2 separate regions of the Mus musculus genome follow, and region 2 is linked to region 1. The links are chromatin loops, found by intact Hi-C in ENCODE. Cell type or tissue: left cerebral cortex. All regions are shown on one strand. Each heading gives the region's core, and the rest is flanking DNA. Links, peaks and the distances in the headings are about the cores only. Region 1 holds the start of Itpr1 (inositol 1,4,5-trisphosphate receptor 1). Region 2 overlaps Itpr1 (inositol 1,4,5-trisphosphate receptor 1).

Region 1 (11,484 bases), core at 2,201-10,200:
ACCAGTCTAGAAATCTAGGTCTCCCTAATGCCCCCTGTATCAAGTTTCCAGCTGGCATGTGGTCTTGCCAGCCTGGCCAGTCCCTTTAGAGAGCACAGTGGAGTTCAGCAATGCTGCAAATGAAAACCACACTGAGGACCCTGTCAGGGTTCAGAAATCCTCAGAAGCGCTGATCTGCAAAATCCGGCCTTTGCCCCTGGACCCTGACCACCCTCCCACCTCAAGGCTTCCCCCTGCTGCCTACCTGCAGCCACTCCAGCCTCCTGAGCCCTGTCTCCAACATGCCCACCTCCATCCACCTCAGGGTTTTTGCACTTTCTGCTCTGGACTCCTAGAACATCTACATGGTTATCTGGCTCACTTCCTTCAGCGCTGTCCTCAATGTCACCACAGTGAAGAACCCTGCCTTACCTCCCAACCCTAATACACCCTTAACACCCTTCAAACTTTTGTTTTTCATTTTTTATTTAGATAATACATATCAATTTGCAGGATTTTTTAATGTTTAAAACAGAAAGCCTGTGTCCTTTAATCCACCTTCCCCTTTCTGTAGCTCCTGAGAACTTCATCAGTCCCCATTCTGGCTCTATCAATCTGAATATTCATGAGGGCCACTTTACACTATGTGTATCATGCAATGTGTACCTGCTGATGCCTGGCTTCTTTCAGTTACAAAGTGTGTCCTTGGTTTGAATACACTGGGAACCAAGTTTCTTCCTTTTCTGGGCTTACTAACAGCTCCCTGAACATATAAAGAGCACTTTGGTTTTCGCTCATATATCCATAGATACTTTGGGGTTTCATTTTGGCCTTTAGGCTAACATTAGTGAGGTCACTTTCAATATCAAACAACTGCTTCAGTTCTTGCTTCAAATTCCTCAGAGAACTACACATGGAACCGTCAAATCATATAATAATTCTGTTTCATATTTTCAGGAGCTACCATGCTGTTGTATCTAAGACGTATCTCTTGCATTCCCACCAACAATACACAAGCACTCCCATTTTTCCACATCTTGTCCACTCGCTTATTCTCTGTTCATCCCCTCCTTGTTGACTTTTGCTCCACAACTCTCTGCACCTGCCATACTACGATACCTGTTTGTTTTCGCTGATCACTTCCCACTGGCTCCTACTAAAGCCCCGAGGAACCAACTTGATTGCTCATTGCCATACCCAAGGCACCTAGAGCACAGTTGGCACGTAGCAGGTATTCAAGAAATCTGTGGACTCAGCAACACAGAGACACACGAATGGTAACAATTGTAGCAGGGTGAAAGTCAGTGAGGTCCACGGGTTCACCGACAGCTTTGATTTCAACTCTGAGCAGCCTAGGGAATCTCATGGTCTACCAGGTGGCGGCTTCAGGTGTTCATTTAGCTCCTTTCCCACTAGGAATCTTCTCAGAACACTCCTGGACACTCTAACAGGTAGAAGGACCCACACAAGTACTGTAATTCATACCATTGACTTCAAGCCTAAGTGTAGTCCTCAAACTTCAACAGCAAAACATAAAAAAAAAAAAAAAAAAAAAAAAAAGCTAACACAACTGCATGCAATTCTAGGTATCAGGGATCTGTAAGTGCAATGCATTTTATTTTAAAACATCAAACCAATAGCAGACAAGACAGAACACTGTCCTTGTGTAGATTCCTTAATTAGAAGTATCCAAGGACAGCTTGACCTAGAAACCTAACTCCAGGACTGCTTTTATTTTGGAAGATTTTTTTTTTTTGTCTGTTGTTCGTATTTGGTATCTGTTGTTTCATTTGGTTTGTTTTAAAAGAGCTGCCTGTATTTAAAAAAAAAAAAAAAAGTAGAACAGAATCTCCATGAGATCATTATTAGCTAAGAAGCCATGTGAAGTTTTCTCAAGTCCTTTCCTTGCACACCATTGAATTAGTTCCAGAGTGTCCCATTCCCACCCCACCTCCACGGTCTAGTGTTTTTGCAGCTGAAACCACTTTGAGGGCAAAGTCAACAGATTGTTCTTGTGGCACTAACCTATTTCTCTTCTAAGCCACCACTGCTCCTCCCATTCCTCAAGGGAGGCTGGCAAAAGGAGCCACCTTTTTGCATGGGTAATAATGCCTCAGTGACTTTCCTGGGCGGGCTTCGATGGAGAGGCCGGAGTGATTCATTTGGAACATAAAGAACTTCCCTTGCTTAGTTAGAAGGAAATCTTGATGAGATTTTCTGTTCCGAATTGATTTAGTCAAGAGCAGATTGTGCTTGCCCCGTATACTCATGCAATGCACACATCCATGAAAGAAATGGGGAAAGAAAGAAAGGAATGGAGAAGAAAACCACTGCAACAACTAGTTGCCAGGCAAGCCAGAGGCCACAGGACAAGCTACCAACATTCCACAGGTAAAACTAAAGCGGTTTAAGCTCTCCAATTATTCACGTAGAGACACACCTGACTCCTTCAAACCTGCTCAGGTGCCGTGATGTGAATGACCACGCTATACTTCAGATATGAGCCAGGCCTAAGGCTGCACGGAGACACTGGCTTTCCTCTGGTTTTCCTTAACTGTCCTGATTCAAGCTTTCAACACAGAGCTTTCCAAAATGAATTCAGCCCAACGTCAAATCCTCCTACAAATACCTACAGTCTTTTATCCCTGCCAATGGCGCTATCATTTTCTTCATACATCAAACTAAGAATAGCTTGTACATTGTTGGTAAGACATAAATAAGTTAATGCATTAAGATCAATATGTTTACTATTTTTCCTAGCATCTCCCCCCACCCCCCGCCCAGTTCTCCATAAACTTAAACACAAGCGGTACACATTACTGCCCGGGCTGCCCAGTGACTTCATTCTGTATCTTGGTTTCTTTACCCACATCTAAGGTCTTCTGGGATACAGCTCTGCAGCTGGCTTGCTACTACCTAATGGAACAGCCTCATTATTTTTAGGCAAAAGATAGAGAAGAGTCTGTGGACCAGTTAACCTCGTCTGTAATGTACTTCAAAGAGAAGGCTGACCCCAAGCTTTAATCAACATAGACTTAAGTCCACAGAAGAACTAGCCTTCCCTTCCAAATGTTTCCCGCTCTGCCAGTATTCCTGAGGACCTTATCAACAGGAAACAAAAGCATTCTACTACCATAATGAAGTATCTGGCTTTTATTCACTAATTAGAAAAGCCCAAAGATTGTAGCCCAGGGAACAGCTAAATATTTAGGACATTAAAGAAGTTACCAAGGACCAGCTGCCCACAGCTCACCACCCACCCCTATTAACTTGTTGTTTACTCAATTCCCAGACATTTTAGGAAAACAAAAACAAAAACAAAATCCAATGGCCAAACCTGAAACCATAGTGGCACCTGTACCTACAGAAGCTTTATTTTCTAGAAACGGGCTGTGATGGTTTTAAATATGCCATTATACTGACAGAAATGCTGCCTGCCCTCAGCTCCTCATCCAGGAACAGGTCCCAAAGCAAGAGAAGCCCGCTGGGTTCCTTGACATTCAGGTGGCTCCAGTGAAACCCTGGAAGCGACTGTAGTATTCTTTAAGCTCTTCCTTCCCGTTTTTAAGTTCTCATTCTTTCAATTTGTCACTTTCATTTCTTGCAGCCCAGCCCATTCTGGGTACAGGCATGCCCACAACCGAACAGAACAAAGTGACAGTTTGTGAAAGGGAGGGGTATCTCACTCTTGCTTAGGGATCTTGGCAGATGAAAAGTTCTGCATCTTTGGGAATTAAACTAATGAGGGCTCCTCTCAGGCTGGTAAGGGACCACCCACTTTACAGTCCCTTTAACTGCACGTTGTGGTCGCTTACCGACATCTTCCCCACCCCACCCCCCTCACCCCGCCATGCTTCACTTCTGAGCGACCTTCAAAAGTGGCTGTCACTAGACCTTTACTCACCCAAGACCATGACCAATTTTGACCACGGTGTCTTTCTTTTCCCTACTTTACCTCTATGGCAGCTACAAGAGGACTTAGAAAATGCTTAGGACAAAAACCCATTTTTGACTACAGCACTCGGCTCGCACACTCACCTGACCCAGGTCAGGCACTCTGTAGCCAATGGACGCCCAGCCAAGGATGCAAATCCTGGTCCCTTGTAATCAGCTCCTAAATATTTAACAAAGAAAGAAGACTGAGTAGGGGATCTCGCGAGGGTCTATCAGAAATTCTCAAATCCAAGTTTTGACTTTTATAGCCTCCGCTTTTCCTGCAGATCCCACTCCCCTCCAAATTTAGCAGCTAAGTCGGAGGGATCTCTTTCCCCCAAATAAAAGCAAACCCAGCATGCTTATTTCCCGTCAGTAGCTGGCCAGAAAGATCAGACACGCAGAAACTTCGAACACGCCGGATGGGGATTGAAGGTGGATGGAAGTAAGGGACGTGTTGAGATCCCAAAGCACTTGTTTCCCCGCGTGGAGGCCAAGTATGTGAAACCCGCGTCCTCATTGGGCACGAGCTCCGTCCACACTTCTTTCCTCATCGCCCCCCCCCCCCTTCCTCCGGTTTTCTTCCTTTTTTTTTTTTTTAACCCACGGGGACCCCCACGCATGCATTATCCTACCAGCTGAGCAGCGCAACAGGGCTAGCTACATTTTTAGAAAGATTATTTCCTTGAGCGAACTCATATGACCCCCTCAAATACCCCCCCCCAGGGGGAAAAAAAACTATTTCCTGCAGACACTCCAACCGTTTCCAACTTGGGGGAATGCCATTTCAATACGGGGAAGGAGGTTGAAACCGGTCACTAGAGTCGAGGACGTTTGGGGTTACTTAAGCCTGAAAAAAAATATATACCTCCCCCCAAAACTGTTCACAGGGAAAGAAGCCCCAAAATACACGCCAAGTGCATGCAAAGCCACCAAAGCCACCAAGAACTCCCGGTGATCAGGGCAAAAACTTCTGCGCACGGGAGCTAGTGCCAACTCCCCGCGCCCTCTGCCCGGCCCCAGCAGCTACCTTGGTGACCGGGGAGCCACGCCGGTTTGGGGGATCAGGACCAGGAGAGGGGTTAGCAGCCGCTGGGCAATCCCATGTCCGCGAAGAGGGAGCTCGTTCCGTTAGGATGGGAGCGGAACACCCACACCTCCTCTCGGCGTGCGCTTTCTCTCTCTCCACCCTCTGCCTCCACCTCCTCCACCACCACCACCTCCTCCTCTCCTCCCACCCCGGCAGGCTTGAGGAAACGCTTCAGCAGAACATCCACATGGTTACTGCACTTTAAAGCAGCGCCCGACCGCTTATATAGGCCGGGAAGCTCCCTGGGCAATGTAGTCCGAGTCCCAGGTCGTGCCGGCGCCTGGGGCTGCGCAGAGGGACTACAAGTCCCAGAATCCCCTGGGCTCCGGGGCTGGGTTCTAAATAGACTCCCGCGCGCTGACCAGGGGTGGGAGGGGGAAGAGGCGCCCAGGCTGAAGGCTCGGGTTGCGAACTTGTGTCTGAACACCGGACTCCCCAGGTTTGGCAAGCCCGACCCACTGGGTATGTCCCCTACCTCTGTGAACCCTTCTCTTTTGACTTGTATCTTCCCTTCCTAAAGTCAGGTGTCACTAGGGTCCGGAGAGAGAGGAAGAGCTCGGATTACTGCTTCGGGAAGTTTTTACAAGCTATTTACCCACCCCCGCGCGCCCTGTGTCCTGGAGCCAAGAATTTCAGAAATCCGAGGCACAAAAACGCCAGTGTTTGCGGTCAAGGATTAAAGAAACAAGTTTGTCTTTATTAAATCTGGTCTAGTTTTTTATTGGATCCTGCTAGTGTCTGCATGAAAAACTAAGTCTGGAAATGGGGTGGTCCCTGCTATTGAGGATGCGGGGTAATCGTGTGAGAGCCCTTTTCTGAATTCGAGCTGGGTCTGTCTTTCGTCGCCCGGTAGGAGGTAAAAGAAACGCTACCCTGACGAGTGAGCAAATAAAGGAACCATGTTGTGACTTGCTGATGTTGTGATCGCGAAGCAGGAAAGAAATACAAACCGCGACCTCGGTCCTGACCCCGCTTCTAAGACCCCTATGCTCCTGGAATCTGTAAACGCTAAAGTAAATAAACCGCAAACCAAAAAAATAAGGGCTTCAGAGAAAACTGCTTATACTAAGATGAGTGCGTCCAGGCGAGGCGTGCTGCAAGTCTTCAACCCAAGCCTCTGGGCTGAAATGGATTTCCACACACCAGAAAATAGTGTAGGCTCCAGGCTGCAAAGTGCATAGAACTTTGGTCTTGGGAAGAAGAGTTTGCATCACAGGCAAAGTTATCCTACTGTCTCCTTCCCCATCCCACCCTACAAACTAGACTGCACGTATTCATTCCACAAACGTTCCCCGGGTGTCATCTGGGTGCCAGGCCAGGCACTGTGCCAGGATATGAGAGCGCGCCAAAATATATCATAACATCCTAAATGGGGGTCTGTCTGCTACCGCTAAAGACCTGTTAACAGTAATCCTTGTAATGAAAACAAATGGTTCTACAGAGCTCAGCCTACCTGCTTTCTGTACAGCATGCTATTGAGTGTCACTGATTCTGGGTTTGTAACCTCTTTGTATACAGCAGGTATAAGGCCAAAGAACAGGACAAGCCAGGTTAACTTTGGTCTCCTTTGCAACTCCAACCTGTACCTATACTAAGCACTTGCCCATTGGGACCTCCATCACCACCTCCTTAAAGGAGCCCCTCCTATTTTAGGAGCAGCCTCTAAGCCCTTAGGCAAATCACCTTGAACTCTTTACCCCAGGTTTGCCATCTAGAGAGGGATTCAATACTCATTAATGTTTGCCTGTTCTCTTTTCCTATTACGTGATTCAACAGCCTTGCCTCCTCTCGTGAAACTTTAAGAACAATAGAGGGCAAAATAGGTAACAATTATTGCATATTTAGTGCTCAACCTAACCATTAGGGGCATCACACGGGTGCGTCCTGTGGCCCAGGCATTGTTTCTAAGTAATTTAAGTAGATCATTTCAGCGATAGCACATGGAAAGCTAAAGGCATGCAGGTTAAGTTATATCCAAAAGGCACCGTTGGCAATCTAGGAGGCAAGTGGGGATGCTTCAAGCTGCCTGTCTGTCCTCGGGAAAAACCCCAACTTGTCACCACAGAGGAATCCACACCTTTCATATCTGTTGTTTTTTCCTTTCCCCGATAAAAACAACCTGATCCACTTTCCAAGTCCCTTTGACCCTAACTTTCAAGCAATTTCAACAAATCAGCCCACAAAACGGGTGGGGGTTGCTTCATGATATTCTAATGTGGATTTGCAAAAGAATCCTTGGCCATAGTTGAGAGGCACCGGCAGCTCATTTTCATCCTCCCCACACTGTAGACACAAGCCCTTTGTGTAGTTTATCCATGGTCTTCCCTCCCCAGCCGGAAGTTTCAGTGAGAGACCATGTCTTCCTTACATTTGTGTACTCCAGTCCCCTTGACTCAAAAAGGCTTACCCTTCTGTTTGCACATTTTTGCAGATTTGGAAAAAAAAAAAAAGTTTCCTGCAACCTTGTAATGGAAGGTGCATTGAGCATACAGAAGGCAACAGAAGCATGTCTTTCTGAGCATTTGGGCCGTTTAGCTGCTCAGATCAGTTTGCTTTGTCAGTGTGTGCACATAGTGCTGTTCAACGTTTGGCAAGTTCTGGAAGCTGCCAGATCACAGGAAAATACTTTTGCTAATTCTACTATGGCTCAAAGAGATTCTTTGTGTCAGACAGTTGATGTGTGGCAATGCTAACGGTGATAGATGCTAGAATGAGTGGCTTATACTCCTTTATGAGCTGAGGAGAGGGTGTGTGTGTCTGTGGGGGGTGAGCTGCTGCTTCTCTGTTATAATTTTTCTTGGGAAGAATTTTTCTAGACATGCATCTCCAATCCAGGAGCTATCAGCCATGTATGCACCGAGGATGCAGCTAGTTCTAAAGAAGATGTGAAGTACTTATAAAATACACAATGAGTTTCAAGCACCTAAACTTCAAACGCAAGGCTTCAGATATGTTGGACCACACACTTGAAATGACTTTTCCTGACTTTTTTTTACTTTTTAAATTGACTAAAAATTTAATCTGCAACTAGCACCTCTGGGCCTTGACATGCTTATACATACATATGTGCCATGAACAAATATCCCTATACATATGCAAACATGTTTATATAAACACATACCATACATGTGCCTAGTTTAAAAAAAAAGATAATCTGCCACAAAAGTACCCATGTGTAACTTTACCCTTGAAATGCCCACGTAGGGAGGTCAGAGGACTTTGCAGTCAGGACAGTGTTAGAGACTGAGTCTGAAGAAAGTCCAAAGCTAGCACAGCAACTTACTCCAGGGAAACCCCACAAATAGAAACAGTTTTTGTCAGCAATCCATGGCTGCAGACTTGGACTAAATTCTAAATTCATCTGCTGAGAAACCCACCCTCAGGTCCCCTCCTACTAAAGAAAGCAAGATGTGCCAAGGAAAGCAGGATTCAGAAAAAGCAAGGCTGACAACCAGCTGCACCATTAATATCCAAGGTGTGTGCTTGTGGAGAGAGTGATGGGACTAATCCTCTCCAGCCTTGTCGGCCCAGACAGTCATTGAGTTACAGGACATGAAAGAGCTTCCAAACCTTACCTGAGCTTTACCAAAACAAAAACATGAGCACCAAGGCCAGGAAAATAGAGCAGCTCACCCTGAGACCATGCCTGGCCACAAACCAAGTGTCAGCTTGTTGGAACACAAATCCCTAGTTTCCTCTAGTCACAAAGCCCAGTCATACATGACTATCATAGTGAGCCTTGAATGCTTCAGTAAATAGCTTCTTCAAGTCCCCCTTAAATGGCAAGACAACAAGCTGACACTCAAATCGGAATTCATTCTGTCCTGGAGAGAACTTCTTTTTTACCTGGTGTGATGGACTACCATTGAGCATGAGAAATATCAGTAAAGAGAAATCGATATTGTCTATGTAGTTCCTAGAGTGTCTTTCCTGACCATTTTTTAACCTTCTATGGTAGAAGAAAGAGGATATAGTTCTTTTGGATAATTTTATAAAACTCTTGGACACACATGTCTAAACACCACCAGATATTCCAAATAGTAGTAGCATCAGTCCTTGGAGTTTTTGCACTGAATGGTCCAAAACTCAGTCATAGGCACACTCACAAGACGATTGTGTTTGAGCGTTCTGTGTGGTTTTTGTTCTTACAGGCAAGATACGATCTTTGAAGATGAGTATTTGTGTACCGTTTGTAGCTCTAACTTGGGCACTGGGTAAAGAGAGGGGTGTTCAGCACTTATTGAGTCATGAGGTCTTAGAATTCTAAGGATGGCCAGGAGAAGCGATAACCTGCAGACCCTCAATAGTCTACACAAGACGAGACAGAGCTGGAATTTAAAAAAACAAATAAAGAAAAAACAGGAAAGAGGAGAAGTTAGTCTGAAGCTTAGAAAGGGAAGGCATTTCCTGTATCCAGGCCCAGGACATCCTGTTCCGCCAAGAGAAAACATCACAAATTGGAGGCTCTTCGTTTGTTGTCTGATCTCGAGAATTTAGAAGAGCCTGCTACTTAGTCACCTGGGGACTAGAGGGAACTGGGATGAAGTATCAGTGACCACACCAAGCAGGCAACACAGAACTTACAAAAGTCAGCAAAAAAACTGGGTTGGGTTTGTAGCTCTGTAGTAGAGGATTCACTTAGCATGCTTTTTAAAAATATAGACAAAAACTATTTGCTACTGCTTTTTTTCCATATGGAAAAGGCAGCTGTGCCACCCCTGATGGTATTATTGTCCATGCTGTCTGGAATCCCAAAACCATAAGGATTATTAATTTCTTACACATTATTTTCCTGTGAAACATGCAAAGTTAGGAGTTTACCACAAAGTAGACCATCCAGCCCCACTTCCTGCCTCCCATCTATAAGACTGTTATCCTAACATGCTAGGGCAGGCGAACTGGACCAGGAGCCTTGAAATGCCTTGCCGACTTTTTATTATCACACTATCATTATTACAGCAGAAATGAAATCCTGGTGTCAAAGGAGATTCGGGAAGCTACTTTGTTGTTTTGAGATGGGGGTCTCACGAAATAACCCAACTCACCTGAACTCAGGAGCCCTCAGTTCCTTATGTGAACACAGTCATATTCCACTATGCCTCGCCTGGAGCTCTACTGTATGCAAGAATTCAGGAATCCATGTTTTTTTAAAAAATCATATATAGGTATAGTTAAAAATTAATTATTTTGCAGCTTGTAGGGAAATGATTTATTTAGGTTAGAATGCCACAAAGTTATGTCTCAGGGTATTTGAAACTCAATCTCAAAACCTACACTATCATGTAACCTAAAAAAAAAAAGTATACATTTCTTTATTTATATATAACAATCTCATTAAAAAGCCATGAAGAGAACCCTATGTGAAATATTTATTGATAGTGGATTCTCTTTTGTAATATTTTTGCAGTTATTTTGAAGACAGTTAGGTTTCAATAAATTGTTTTTTAAAAATTATTTAGCTTACAAGCTAGTAATAACCTAGCAACTTTCATGCCAATAGTCTCCAGGCTATGAGAATTCTATGTATTTCAATAAGACTTCTTAAGGCAATACTTCTTAAAGCTATTTATGTGTCCCAAATCAACCAGAAAAGCAAAAGGTATTGTGCATGAGAAAAAGATAGTAGAAAACTTGAGAACTTTTGCAGACTACAGTAAATATAGTCACTAACCCAGCATTAAATTTTACTTAAATCAGTCACCAATCAAGTGAAGCCTGTAACTTTTCTACTTTTCCTGTCCTATGGTGATGTTTTCAGATTGAAGCAAATCAACTACTTGCTTTTCTCTCCAATTATTACCTTCCCAGGCTATGATCAACCTATATGATGAGTTCAGCCCAGATGCAGCACTTGAGGTTCATGGTTCACAATAAGGATCATTAAGATAGGAACAGCCCAGAGAAGCAGGACTGGGAGTGTAGGCGTTGGTTAGTTAATGTTGGGCTATCACTATCAGACAGTTACTGACTGGATGAGTCGCCTCCTGTTTTACCCAGAGCTCTGTGGAGCACTGGGGAAGAAGGAAGCCAGTGGAATGCAAAGAGCTTTTGCTGTCTGCCTTTCTCTTCATTTCAACATTCTGTTTGGAACTCACAAAGTTCCAAGACTTGCTGCTTGGCACTCACAAACCACAGTCACCAGCTGGTCTTTCACCCCATACTCTGGGTTTCCTTCCAGGTGTGGAGTGCAGAGTATGCAGCTGTGGCCTAGCAAACCGCCCAGATGCTTTCAAGCCCTCTGCCTGCCTCAGCTTCTTACCTCCAACAGGCACCTGTCCCTTCATGCAGCCATGTTTCTCCATTAATATATTACATACTACATGGCTCTAAGTCACTCAACCGTTTATATTAACTTTAATACAGCGAGTGAAGGGGCAGTTCAGGTATTTTCAGTCAACTTTTCCTTCAAAATTAGCCTTTGTTTTTGTTTTGTTCTGTTGTGCTGTGTTGTGTGTGTACCTCTTGTAGTACCTGTTAGGAGG
Region 2 (11,484 bases), core at 1,072-9,071, 200 kb before region 1:
GAATGCCCGGGTGCTTGTACATTTTAAGAAATATCTGGACAAATAAGTTGGTTGGCCAAGAAACTGTTTTCCTCAAAATAACCAATTTTGTTGTTCTACAGAACAGCCTACAGAAAGCAAACTTCCACTGACCAAGACACAAAACAGCATCTGCACTGGAGGCTCCTCCTCTTTCCCTCCCTAACAAAGGACAACGCCACGCTCCCCCATGAGGAAACAGCGCTGAAAACCAGCACAGGGCCACCTGAGGACACTTGGCCAGTACTTGTTTGCAAAGGCTGGTGAGGTCATGAGTAACAAGGAAAAACAGAAAAACCGCCCCAGACCAGACTGGGCACATGACAATGAAGTGTGTGACAGGAGTGGAGGTGTGCCCAGTGCGGAAGAAGGACATTCATGGAGACATTATGAAGTCTGAGTCAGGCCTGGAGTTTAGTTGGTGGTAACGTACCACTGTCATTCTTCAGCTTTTGACAATGTGCACTAATAACGGCGATGCTGAGAGTGGAGGAAGAAGGTGAGACTTACAGAGGAGCCCTACTGTATCTGTTTTGTAACTTTCCCACGAGTCTGAAAGTATTACTAAGTATAAGTTAAGGAACCTAAGGTGAACACTTCTGGTTTCTGTGTAGGGAACCCTCCCCAAACCAATGGAACCATTTCCTATCTTCACGGATGCTTCAAAACACTGGAAACAGAGGGAGTGTTCCCCACTGCCTGTATCTAACGTTGAAAAGAGCTGGAACGCTTTGAAGGATGGGCTAGAGAGCAACCATTTTTCTCTTAATGGGAACATATAAGGCACACGAAAAGAATCAGTAGCTAGCCAATAATATCCTAACAGTTTATTAAGTGGGAGACCCTGGGAGAAATGTACAATATAAAAAAGCAGGGGACATGGTTCACGCTTATCTGTTAGAAAGTCTGTGCCCTGACTGACCTATCTAAAACCGAAAGGGATACACAGGATTTTAGGTACACTTTGACTCAGGAGGCCATTCCCAAGAGGCACGATTGGGTCTGGGAAGGGACTAGGCTGCCTCTTCTCCAGATATCACACAAGCATCGGCTCTCTCCTCTATTTTTGTTTCCTCGAATTTCCCGGGACTGATGCGGGGCCTCGTGTAGACTAGGTGAGCTCTCTACCGCTGAGCTGGCTTCCCGCTGTCTCCATGTCACTCCTGCTGAGACTACTGAGCCTTGTAGCTTCTCTGACCAAGTGTCAAGCTGCCCATGAAGCCAACAGCTTCCTTAAATCAAAACCAATTAACTTGTGGGTTAAGGACTTACACAGACATTTTGGCCTGAACAGCGTATTTCATCTTTATGAATTGCTGTCGAGTCTGAAGAAAGCATAGGGCCATCCAGGCATTCTCTCAGCCTAATCGCTCCCAACACACACACACACACACACACATCAACACCCACACGCAGGCACACTCATGTAATACCTGTCAGCTGAGACTGTAACAGAACAGGAATAAGGCAGGGCCTAAAAAAACCAAGGCAAGGAGTCCTCACAAATACAGCCTCTGCTTGCCCTAAGTTATAACATGGAGGAGATGTTCATCTTCTGGTCACTATGAAAGCTCTCTTTCCCATAAATCCTATCCTTTCCCAAGGACATCGTTTCTGAGAAGTGTGCTTGTTGCTTGCCAGGATCTGGGGCTCTAGTTCAGTCACAAGACTTCTCATCTGAGTGGGAAAGCTTATTCCTGTGAAGAGAACTCATGGAAGGTATAGAGAGGAAGAGGTCAGAAGACTGATTTAAGGAGATGTAGACGTAAAAGAGGAAAAGTGCTCAGGCAAGGGAAGGCTAGACAAAGGCTGGATAACGGGCAGTTGCAGGATAGTAACAATATATAGAGATTTACCAACTAGTTCAAACCTAGTAGAAGAAAGAAATCTGGTTTCTATGGCAACAGGAAGCCAATTCCCCTGACAATGCTGTACCCCAAAACATGTACAGTGATAGTACCACTTAAACTTTTTTCCTTTGGAAAGAGCTGAGGTGTAGTTCAGGGCTAGAGTGCTTGCCTAATATGGGATAGGCCAAGGTTCAATAACTAGCATTGCAGAACGCAAGGATGGGGAGGGATAAACAAGTGCCTTTTAGACTGGCCTTGAGATAAGAGTCTTGGGGGTTGGGAAGCAAAGAGGGAAAAGAGAAGCAGCCACTTCATAGAGAGATGCAAACAGTGCACCACTTGCGGGAAAGGGTGCTCTTTGGGATCTTAGGGGTGCTTCACAGGAAGAAAATTTCCACGTAGCAAAATGCATCTGCTGGAGTAAACAAACTCGTGCTATGAATGAGGGACTTCCCAGGGTCTTGATAGTCTTGATGGATAGTCACTTGCCAAGAGCCGTCTGGCTTTGATCTACGGAATCTTGTTTTTCAAGGATTTACTGTTTCTCACTGTGCTGGCTTGGCAAAGACAGAGGCCAAGGAGTCAAGAGCTCGGCTCTGGGTCTGGCTTTGCAGCTTCCTTCCTTGGGAGAGCTGCGGCTCGGCTCGGTAAACAGCAGGCCACTCATTTTCATCCCGCCACATCCAGACGGATTGGCTGCCTTACCTACGTCAGAGAGCACCCGGATGCAGCTCTCCACCGAGGCTTTTTGGCTCGGCATCAGCCAGTTGCAGTGGTAAACTCGGAACACGCCTTGCAGGAGTTGCACAAAGACAGGCTGGCGGGTCTATAAGAGAGAGAGGCGAGGTGAAGAAGGCTGCAGAACACAGATGGCCTGGCTAGAAACAGAGGCTGTCTGGAACCCTCCACATCTTAGTGGGAGGATTCCAGAAGGGTCAAGGACTGGATTCCAGAATGTGTCTGCTTTGGTGTAGATGTTGACTATCCCCTAAAGAGCTATGTATTAAAGGGACTGGTCTTCAGACTGGTACCATAGGAAGGAGGTGGGACCTAGGAAGAGGTCCTTCGGGCATCCAAAGGACAGGGGGTGGGACATTGCCCTCCTCCTTGCTATTGTTGCTTTCTTTTTATGATTGGTTGAACATGTCTACCCCATCAGACACTCCTGCCATGATATGCTGCCTCACCGCAAAGCTTTGGGGAAAAAAAAATTAATCTTTTTTTGTTTGTAACTAAATTAGTCTGTTTTTTTTTCATCATATCAACAGAAAGCTGAAGAACACAGTGCCTAGATGGTGAGAGAAGCTCAGGAGCATTTTAAAGCAATAAAATAGTATCACCGACTTCATGTTACTTATTTTAGATGCATTTTAAACTTGATATTATCTAATGAATTCTGATCACCAGAGTGAGCAGGGAAATCAAACGCTCCAAAGCAGTAAAGCCACGCAACTACGAACCAGATGAATTAACCCAGGTCAGCGATTTCACCCTGGTGTGAGTGGCCCCCAGCATGTTAGATGTACCACAGTCACTTAGACCAAACTCTCCTTGAAGCACCATGTCCCAAGAAAAGCTCTGACCTCATGATTCTGCTGCTGCTGCAGCGTCCCAACAGCTGCACTACAGGTGCAAACCACCATCCTGAGCTAGCATCTGTATGTCCAATACTTTGTTTGCTTATTTAATTTACTTATTGTTTAACTGTATGCATTCATGTGTGTCATGGGGAGTCAGTTCTGTCCTTCTAGCATGGGAGTTCCAGGGATCAAACACAGGCCTACTAGGCATGCTAGCAAGTGCCTTTATACTTGAGCCATTTCACTGGCCCTAGACACTATATATTTTTTTTTTTTTTTTTTGGCTTTTTCAAGACAGGGTTTCTCTATAGCCCTGGCTGTCCTGTAGACACTATATTTTTAATTCACAAAAATGGAATGCCAGATGGATGTCAGCAGGGACGTCACCTCTATCCTTATTTATGACAGTCTCTTTGATGGTACAAAGACAACCCAGCTGTAATGGGTAGTGACAATAAATATCCATTTAACCCAGAGCACGGGCACAAGCCAATTGCTTTCTATGAGAAGACCTCTCTTTGGCCTCATGAGAAGAACTAAGTTTGCACTCCTTTTAAAGTAAGAGCATGCATACAGCTAGTGAATTAGATACTGACTTTCTGAATGCTTTTTAAAGTAGGGATTTCTTATCTCTATTCATGTGACATTTTTCTCTTTGGACATGCCAGGCAAAGGTGTATGGTGAGCTGCACCAGTCATCTGTTTGGGGCAGATAACTCATTCGGCTGCACTAAAGTGCATCGGAAAGGAGTAAAGAAAGAGGCGGTGAGAAATCTAAAGGGATTTCCATGGTGAGAGGGAACCAAGGCAAGTGCTAGAGGAGAAAGAGAGCCTGTTTTAAGAAAATGAAACAGAGGAATAGAATTTTCAGTTCCCCCCTACAAATGCGGTTCATGTATCTTCCCATTGTTGGGTGCGTGATACAAGCCAGATGTGTCATGCATGATCTCATTTGGACCTGGATAATAACTATGTGACATGGAAGTTACCTTTGTGTTCTAGTATAAGACAAAGGCTGGGCAAGGATAAAATTATCCAAAACTGCTAAGAGAGGCCAGCAGAGCGCTGACTCAACCTCTTCTCCCCATTCAGGTCAGCTGGGACTGGAATCTTCCGGAAGAACAGCCTGCCCTGCGCTCCCAACCACCCAGCAGCAAGCTTCAGTACTCATAGAGGTCAAGGGGACAGGGAGCCAGAGGAATTGGCCAAGGAACCTAGAGTCAGTTCCTATGGCTGTGGCTTCTGCTTAACCTCTGAGTTTATAAAGGGTCCCAATCGAAAGAGCTACCTGCCCCGAGTCCTTGCCCCTGGCCTGCCCCTGTGCTAAGAACTGCGCGAGTATCTCATTTAGCCTTAGAATGACCCTGTGAAGAAGGAAGGGGCATTATTATAAATGCTGAGCTTGAGACGAGACCCCTATAGTCTAAGTCACGGAGAAGTGTTCCTTGGTTAGTCAATTCACACGAACCAGTGTTTATGAGCCATCTGCTTCCTCCTGTCTGATACCTGGGCATATAAAGGTGACCGAATGAGTTCTCAGTAGTTGCCTCCTAACTGAAAAATGTGACAGGCAGCATGGTGACATCAGCTCACTTGACTTCTTAGCCAAAAGGACAGGGCTAGTCCTATAGTCTATTCATTGTTTGATTGGGTAAAGAGTGATACAGGGACTCAAGGATACATGTAATTTCAGGAGTTATCCACAAGGGGGCACTGCTGGAATGTGGTGGAACCTTTGATAGGTAAGGCACTGTGGAAGGGACATTGGGACAGTGGCTCCTTTTCATTTCTTTCTCCTTTTTCCCTTCCTGTCTTCCCTCTGCCCACCTTTCTCCCCATGCCTCCAGTTGCAGGCACCACACTGTAATGTGAAATAGTCCTGCAGTCCTACTTGGTTATGAATCCTATCCCTATCCTATCCATAACTGCGCCTTCCTCTGGCCTCTCAGCTCCTCTCTTGAACCATTCATGTTCCCTCCAGGCCCCGCGAAGTCCCTTCCCTGCCCCGGCTAAGACTTTATTTTTAATCTTTAGCCATTTTATCCTTCTGAGTCTCAGAGCTCAAGTACTAACTCAAAAAATTGGTAACTAGGTGCTGGTCGTTAATACCAGCATCAAAGGCCCAGCAATGTCTGAGACACTAGTCTGCAGACCGGTAGAGGCTGCCACATTTGAACCTCCTGCTGTGTGCTAGGTACTATACTGAATGTTTCAAATAAATATTGTATCTCATTCTCACAAGAGCACACCAAGTTGATATTATATTCTTGCCAGACATACACGATAAGTTCTGAGCCAGGTGTGGTGGCACCGTTGGGAGGTCAAAGCAGGAGGATCAGGAAGTCAAGGCCAGCCTTGGTGACATAGTGAGTCTGAGCCACCATAGGCTACATGAGACCCTGTTTCAAAATAGAAAGGAGAAAAAGAGAAGGCATGAAAAGGGAGGGGAGGGGAGGGAACAGGAAGTTCAGTGACCTCTCTGTGTTAACAGAGCTCAGATAGGACAGAATAGAGATTTGAATCCAATCTGTCTTGCTCTAAAGCTTCCAGAATTCTCCTCTTCCTCCCTGGAATTCACATTTACAAGCTGATACTTGGGCATTTCCCTGGCAGCTCAAATGCAGTGCATCTAACGCCAAATTCATCGGTCTCAGCTCTGACATAGGAGGCGGGAGGGAGAAAGAACTGAGATGTAGCTAAGGAGAAGACACGCCTTACAAAGGAACAGCACGAGAGGCTACACAGGCGTGTTCATTACCAATGAAAGGTTCAGAGATCTATCAGCTACGTCTTCAGAATTACACCTTGATTTCTGGGTATAAACTACACCTTAGGAGAGATTTGGAATATTTGTCATTTGAAGATTTACTTCTCTGGCAATTCTTGCTTATATGCTGGATAAATTTAGTCCACAGAAGGAAACAGTAGCAACCAAGGTGAGAAGCCATAATGTATGCCCCATTTAAAGCTGTGTGTGTGTGTGTGTGTGTGTGTCTGTCTGTCTGTCTGTCTGTCTGTCTCCAGGTACACATGTTCAACAGCACAGGTTTGGAATTCAGAGGACAATCCTTACAAGCTGATTGTCTCTTGCTACCCAGTAGATACAGGGATTGAACTCAGGTCGTCAGGCCTGTGAGCACGTGCCTCCACCTGTTGGGCCATCAGCCGACCCACGGCATACAGCTTATGGTTTTCAACACTGTTTCACTATCTCCTGGGGCATCACCATCTCGAATGTCACCTTCTACTACAAGAGAAGCGTGTCTGGCCTCATTAATCACTGTGATTTCCTGGTTGGCACTTGGTGTAAAAGTACAAAGAGATGATGCACCTGGCTGTTGTTAATGGGCTCTACTTCTCAAGAATGGATCGCCACTCTCGTGTATCCTTGGGTTCTCCATGTGCAGATTTATCAAGGACTGAAAATATCTGAAAAATCATCAGGTCTGTATGGAATTCATACACAGTTTTCCTTGCCCCTGAATAATATGGTGGGCCAACTACTCTCACAGCGGCTGCATGGCATGGCTCACTGTAAGTCGCTTAGAGACGATTTAAAGTCTGAGGGAGCATGTGGGTAGCTTCTATGCAACTATAACACCATTTACTGTTCAGGACTTAAGCACCCCTGGATTTTGGTATGTGAGGACCGAGAAGGTCCAAGAGCCAATCCCTACAGGTACTATGGGCAACTTCCCTTCTGCCCCCAAGGGCCCCTGACAGAGCCACCTTCCATTCTGGCTTTGCAGAATGGCTCATTTCCAGCTCCCTGCACATGCCTGGATGTAGACTGCAGATGCCCACATGAAAACTGTCCCTCGGGAGGCCGTTCTCACCTGCAGAGTGGTGCTCTGGTCTGAGAAGGGAGAGCTGAAGAAGGTGGTGACGATGCTCATCACGATTTCAGTGACGTACTTCTCCAGAATGGAGTCTGCGTGCTTCCTGTCGCTTGTGTTGTTACAGGCCTAGAAAAGAGACAGAGACTGGGAACTCAACTCGGTATGCAAGCCTACTCCAGAATATCAACAAATGACATTCCTCACGGGACAGAAGTAAAGATATGGAGGCCACAGTGTATAACAGATGATCATGAAGATTTCAGTGTGGAACAGGAAGTCACAGTGTATAATAGGTGACAAACAGGAAGTCACAGTGTATAATAGGTGACCACACGGGTTTTGGAATGAGAGATGCTTTGGATAGTATAGTACCTGTCCACTATTTAATCGTTCTGCTTGGAATAAGATTAGCCCTTTCTAAGGTTGGAGAATAAATTTTTAAACAAATTGAATAGTTCTATACCTTGAGTTACAAAAAAAAATCACTTATATTACAGATGAAATAAGAAATTACTAAAAAGAAAAAAGTAACAAAAGTATCAAGTATGAACAGACCCTTCCACTCAGAACTGTTCATGGAAGAAAATTCACAACTGGCTTTTACAGCATTTCTGAACAGGGATGACAGACAGTCCTATCATACTCACACACACAGACACAGACACAGACACACACACACACACGCCTCACCCTGCAGATGTCCACGAGGAAATTCTCAAACAACTTCCACATGTGGTTGCTTGTGTAAATCTCCTTCATCTCCACCTCCGTATCCACATAGCAGTGATTCAGGAAGTTAATGTAAGCGATCTTAACCTGAAGGGAGAAAGAAGCTCTTGTGACAACCCCGCTTCCACAAGGAGCCCATGAGCTCTCGCTTCCTCTCCAAGGTTCGGTGCCCAGTCTTATTCCACTACCCCTGCTGGCTCTCGTGTCTGTAGCTTTTTGATTTTCCAAATTCACAACTATAAAATTCAAAACCCCAAAGCATAAAGCTTTAGGGAGAGACTGTTTTTATGATCTCAAGGTAAGGTTGGATGAAAAGATTCAAGTTTGACTACACTGTTCCTGTTGGCAAGAAGGCAGCGTTATTACATGGTCCAGCCTGGGAGATGTTTGCAATGAGTGAAGCCGGGAAGGCATGACCCACGTCCACATAAAACATGACAGTTAAGTCTCCCTGGCAGCACCCTTTATAATGGCCAACCTGTGGAAAAAGCACACAACTGCACCAGTGATGGCTGGAGTGACGTAGTGTGGAATCTGGACATGAGGAAGTATTACTTGGTAATAGTGAAGTACCAATGCCTGCAAAGCTGGCACGAGCTGTGAGAAACTATTTTGCAATCACCCAGTCAAAACAAGGCATGCATGTGTGATTTCGTTTATACTGAATGAGCACAAGAGGCAGAGGAAAATCCATGATTATCTAGTCACGGGGAACGGGAAGGAAATGAGGCTACTCTGGGGTTGCTTTGGGGGGTACATAGATGATGGCGGTGACTACAGAACTCTGTGGCTCCATCTACTCATCTGTCCAATGTAAATGAGAGAATTGTGAGCTCTGTAAATAGAAAATTAACCAAGCACTAGAGATGTGCACACTGAGACAAATGAAGCAAGAGAGACCTGGTAATATCAAGTGTTGACACTGCTGTGGAGCACTGAGCGCTCCAGAGGGAGGAGGGGTGTTGAGGGGAGCAAGTCTTCTAGAATGAATTAGACATTACCAAGACGACTTATAGAGATATGTCTGCTATGGTCAGTACTAGACAGGGAAACAACCTAAATGCCTTTAAACTGATGGATGGACAATAAAAATGGGGAATATATCTACACGATGGGATTCTAGTCAACAACAAAGAAAAATGAAATCATGAAATTTTCAGGTAAATGGAGCGAACCAGAAAATGTTAAATTGAGTGAGGCAATACAGACCCAGAATGACAAACGCCATGCTTTCTCTCATTTGTAAGAGTCAGCTCTTTAGATGTGAGTCCATAGCCTAGAGTAACTGCAGGCACCAAGGGAGTTAAAAGGGACCATGCTGAGAATGGGGCACAGGAACACTGGAGTGGGATACTGGAAGCCATAGTTGCTATGCAGAGAGAAATGGGAAGAATGGGTGAAGAGATTTACTTCTTTGTCTGTTGGGGATAGAGTTTTACTGTGTATGGCCTGGTACTTACTATGTAGCCTAGGCTAGCTTCAAATTCATGGCAATCCTCCTACCCCTGCCTTCTGAGTGCTGAAATAATTGACATATGCCACCATACCTGGCTTTGCAGGTACTCTCTGAGGGAAGTGCGATTTCAGGTCATTTTCATTTCTTACAGTTCCCCAATTCTGTACAATGATTACACATTCTTTCTGTACTATGAGTTCTTGCTTGGAAGAATTAAACTTACAGGTGAAGCTATCTCAATCCATTGATAGCTTCTCTTCTAGGCAGTTCCTTCGGCGCACATCCTCTGTGAGATGAATTTGTTCCCCAACCCTGAGGCTTTTATCCCAGATTTGGGGAGGAAGCAGAGACTCACCTGACTCCTGTTCTTTTCACACAGTATCAATATGGAGGCAAACACTGTTGCAGTGACACGAAGTCTTTCTGCACCATGAGCTGAAGGGCCTGAAATCTGCGGGCTTCCCAGGCCAGCCACCATGTCTCCACGCAGCTCCACAGGCTACTCACCTCGGGGATGCAGTCTTCATGAGTGACCACACGAACGATGTCATCGAGCGGGAGCAAGGAGTTGCACTTGATCTCCGTGTACACATTCTTGCCCTCTGTGCACACGGCCAAGAGCTCCACCAGATGGATGTGGTACATGAGAGGGCTGTTCTCATCCATCCGGTCACGCTCGGACCGCATCATCTGGATCAGAGTCTGGAAAGAGGCTCTGTCATTGTAGAACACGAGGACGTCCTCTCCAGAGTTGACAAGCTACACAGAGAAAAGTGTTCATTGTTGCTGCAAGCCTGCAGGAGTGAGGCAGCCTTACACAACTCCACATGCAGAGGAAGAGAGACTTCCTTCCCCACACAGGTTGTGTCCTTATCACTAAACTCATCTAGATCCATCCCACTTGTTTCTGGACTGACCAACCACACTTTCTTAAAAGCATCATATGAAGCCAAAGACACAGAAATATCCGAGGTGACCCTAAGAGATCGACTAGGGGAGGACCAGTCTGCACACAAGGCCATTAAAAGGAAATAGGGACTGCTAGCGTGTACTATCAGGCGGCCGTTTTTCTAGCTTAAATATTTGCAGAGCGTGGTATATTTTAAAAGGCATCCTGATGGAAGTCTTCCATCCAGTGTCGTATGTCTTTGGTCATAAGTTATCCACATCTACCTAAGATGCTTTTCTTTCTGCCCTCATCAAAATGTCAAGTCATTTTAGCTGGGTGTGGTGGTACGTGCCTATAATGTTAGCACCCGGGAGGCTGAGGCAGGAGGATGATGAGTTCAAGGCCAGCCTTGACTGAACACTGAGTTTCAGACCAGTCTCGGCTGTGAGGTCCTGCCATGTGACAGAAGAAAACAACAGGGCAAAAGAAAATCAAGGCATAATTTGTTTCCTTGGATGTGGCCTCTAATACATTTATTTTAATGTACATCAATTTTAGCACAACATGAAATACAAAAGTTTTATAAAGGGCTGGTGCAGAAGTCAAAATAAACTCAGTCAATACTATTTACTCAATGCCAACATATCCTCAACTCAGGAACTGCAGGATTGGGGGAAGGAGGACGCTACTAGTGAGTGAGCCTAGGACCTTGTTCATTTATGCATGCTGTACTGAGGTACATCCCCCAGAGGTCTGTTTGCTTATTAACAATTAATTTTCATGAATTCCAATCAAGGGTCTAGATCCCAAGACAAATACTTTGCTGTCTTACCTGCCTCTGTTTCTGAGTAAAAAATGGGGACAAAATGTGACCTCTGACTCAAAAGTGTTGTTGGGTTGAGAATAAACACTCAATTACAAATTTCTCAGAACAATGTGCAGACTACCATAGGCTTCAAGTAGATGTTAGCTATTTATTGCTGTTGTCATTACCTCATTCAATCTACACAGTCAGTGAAAACACTCATGTAACAGAAATGCTCAAGTCTTGAGATGTCAAGACAGAAGAGCCAATGCAGACCAGCCTGTAAGTGATGCAGCGGGCATCTGTACCCGAGGCGGA

What was found. A loop is a pair of places that touch in the nucleus more often than their neighbours do. Peaks named below come from ENCODE experiments on the same cell type or tissue, not always from the same donor. Only the 100,000 strongest peaks of a DNase experiment are listed, where the experiment ranks them.
Region 2: a loop joins it to region 1, with 2.6 times the contacts of the local background. A loop is called at or near these places in 2 of 42 quality-filtered maps.

What each region holds. Positions count from the first base shown.
Region 1 is chr6:108,206,812-108,218,295 of GRCm38, reverse strand. It overlaps Itpr1 (inositol 1,4,5-trisphosphate receptor 1), which reads right to left and starts at 5,200. Exons shown (of 62, transcript NM_010585.5): 1 at 4,943-5,200; 2 at 4,018-4,093. Gm38872 (predicted gene, 38872) reads left to right here and starts at 5,378. Exons shown (of 3, transcript NR_167935.1): 1 at 5,378-5,441; 2 at 5,523-5,690; 3 at 5,856-6,040. In left cerebral cortex, for the core only: a CTCF peak has its summit at 5,864; DNase peaks (open chromatin) are centred at 4,502, 5,255, 5,797, 6,166 and 2 more places; H3K4me3 peaks cover 4,089 bases; H3K27ac peaks cover 1,091 bases.
Region 2 is chr6:108,402,019-108,413,502 of GRCm38, reverse strand. Itpr1 (inositol 1,4,5-trisphosphate receptor 1) reads right to left here. Exons shown (of 62, transcript NM_010585.5): 33 at 9,980-10,231; 34 at 7,978-8,103; 35 at 7,285-7,413; 36 at 2,574-2,694. Among named protein-coding and RNA genes, the nearest start is that of Gm35165, 65 kb to the left of the region's middle. In left cerebral cortex, for the core only: a CTCF peak has its summit at 5,154 (motif pointing right); DNase peaks (open chromatin) are centred at 2,595 and 5,165.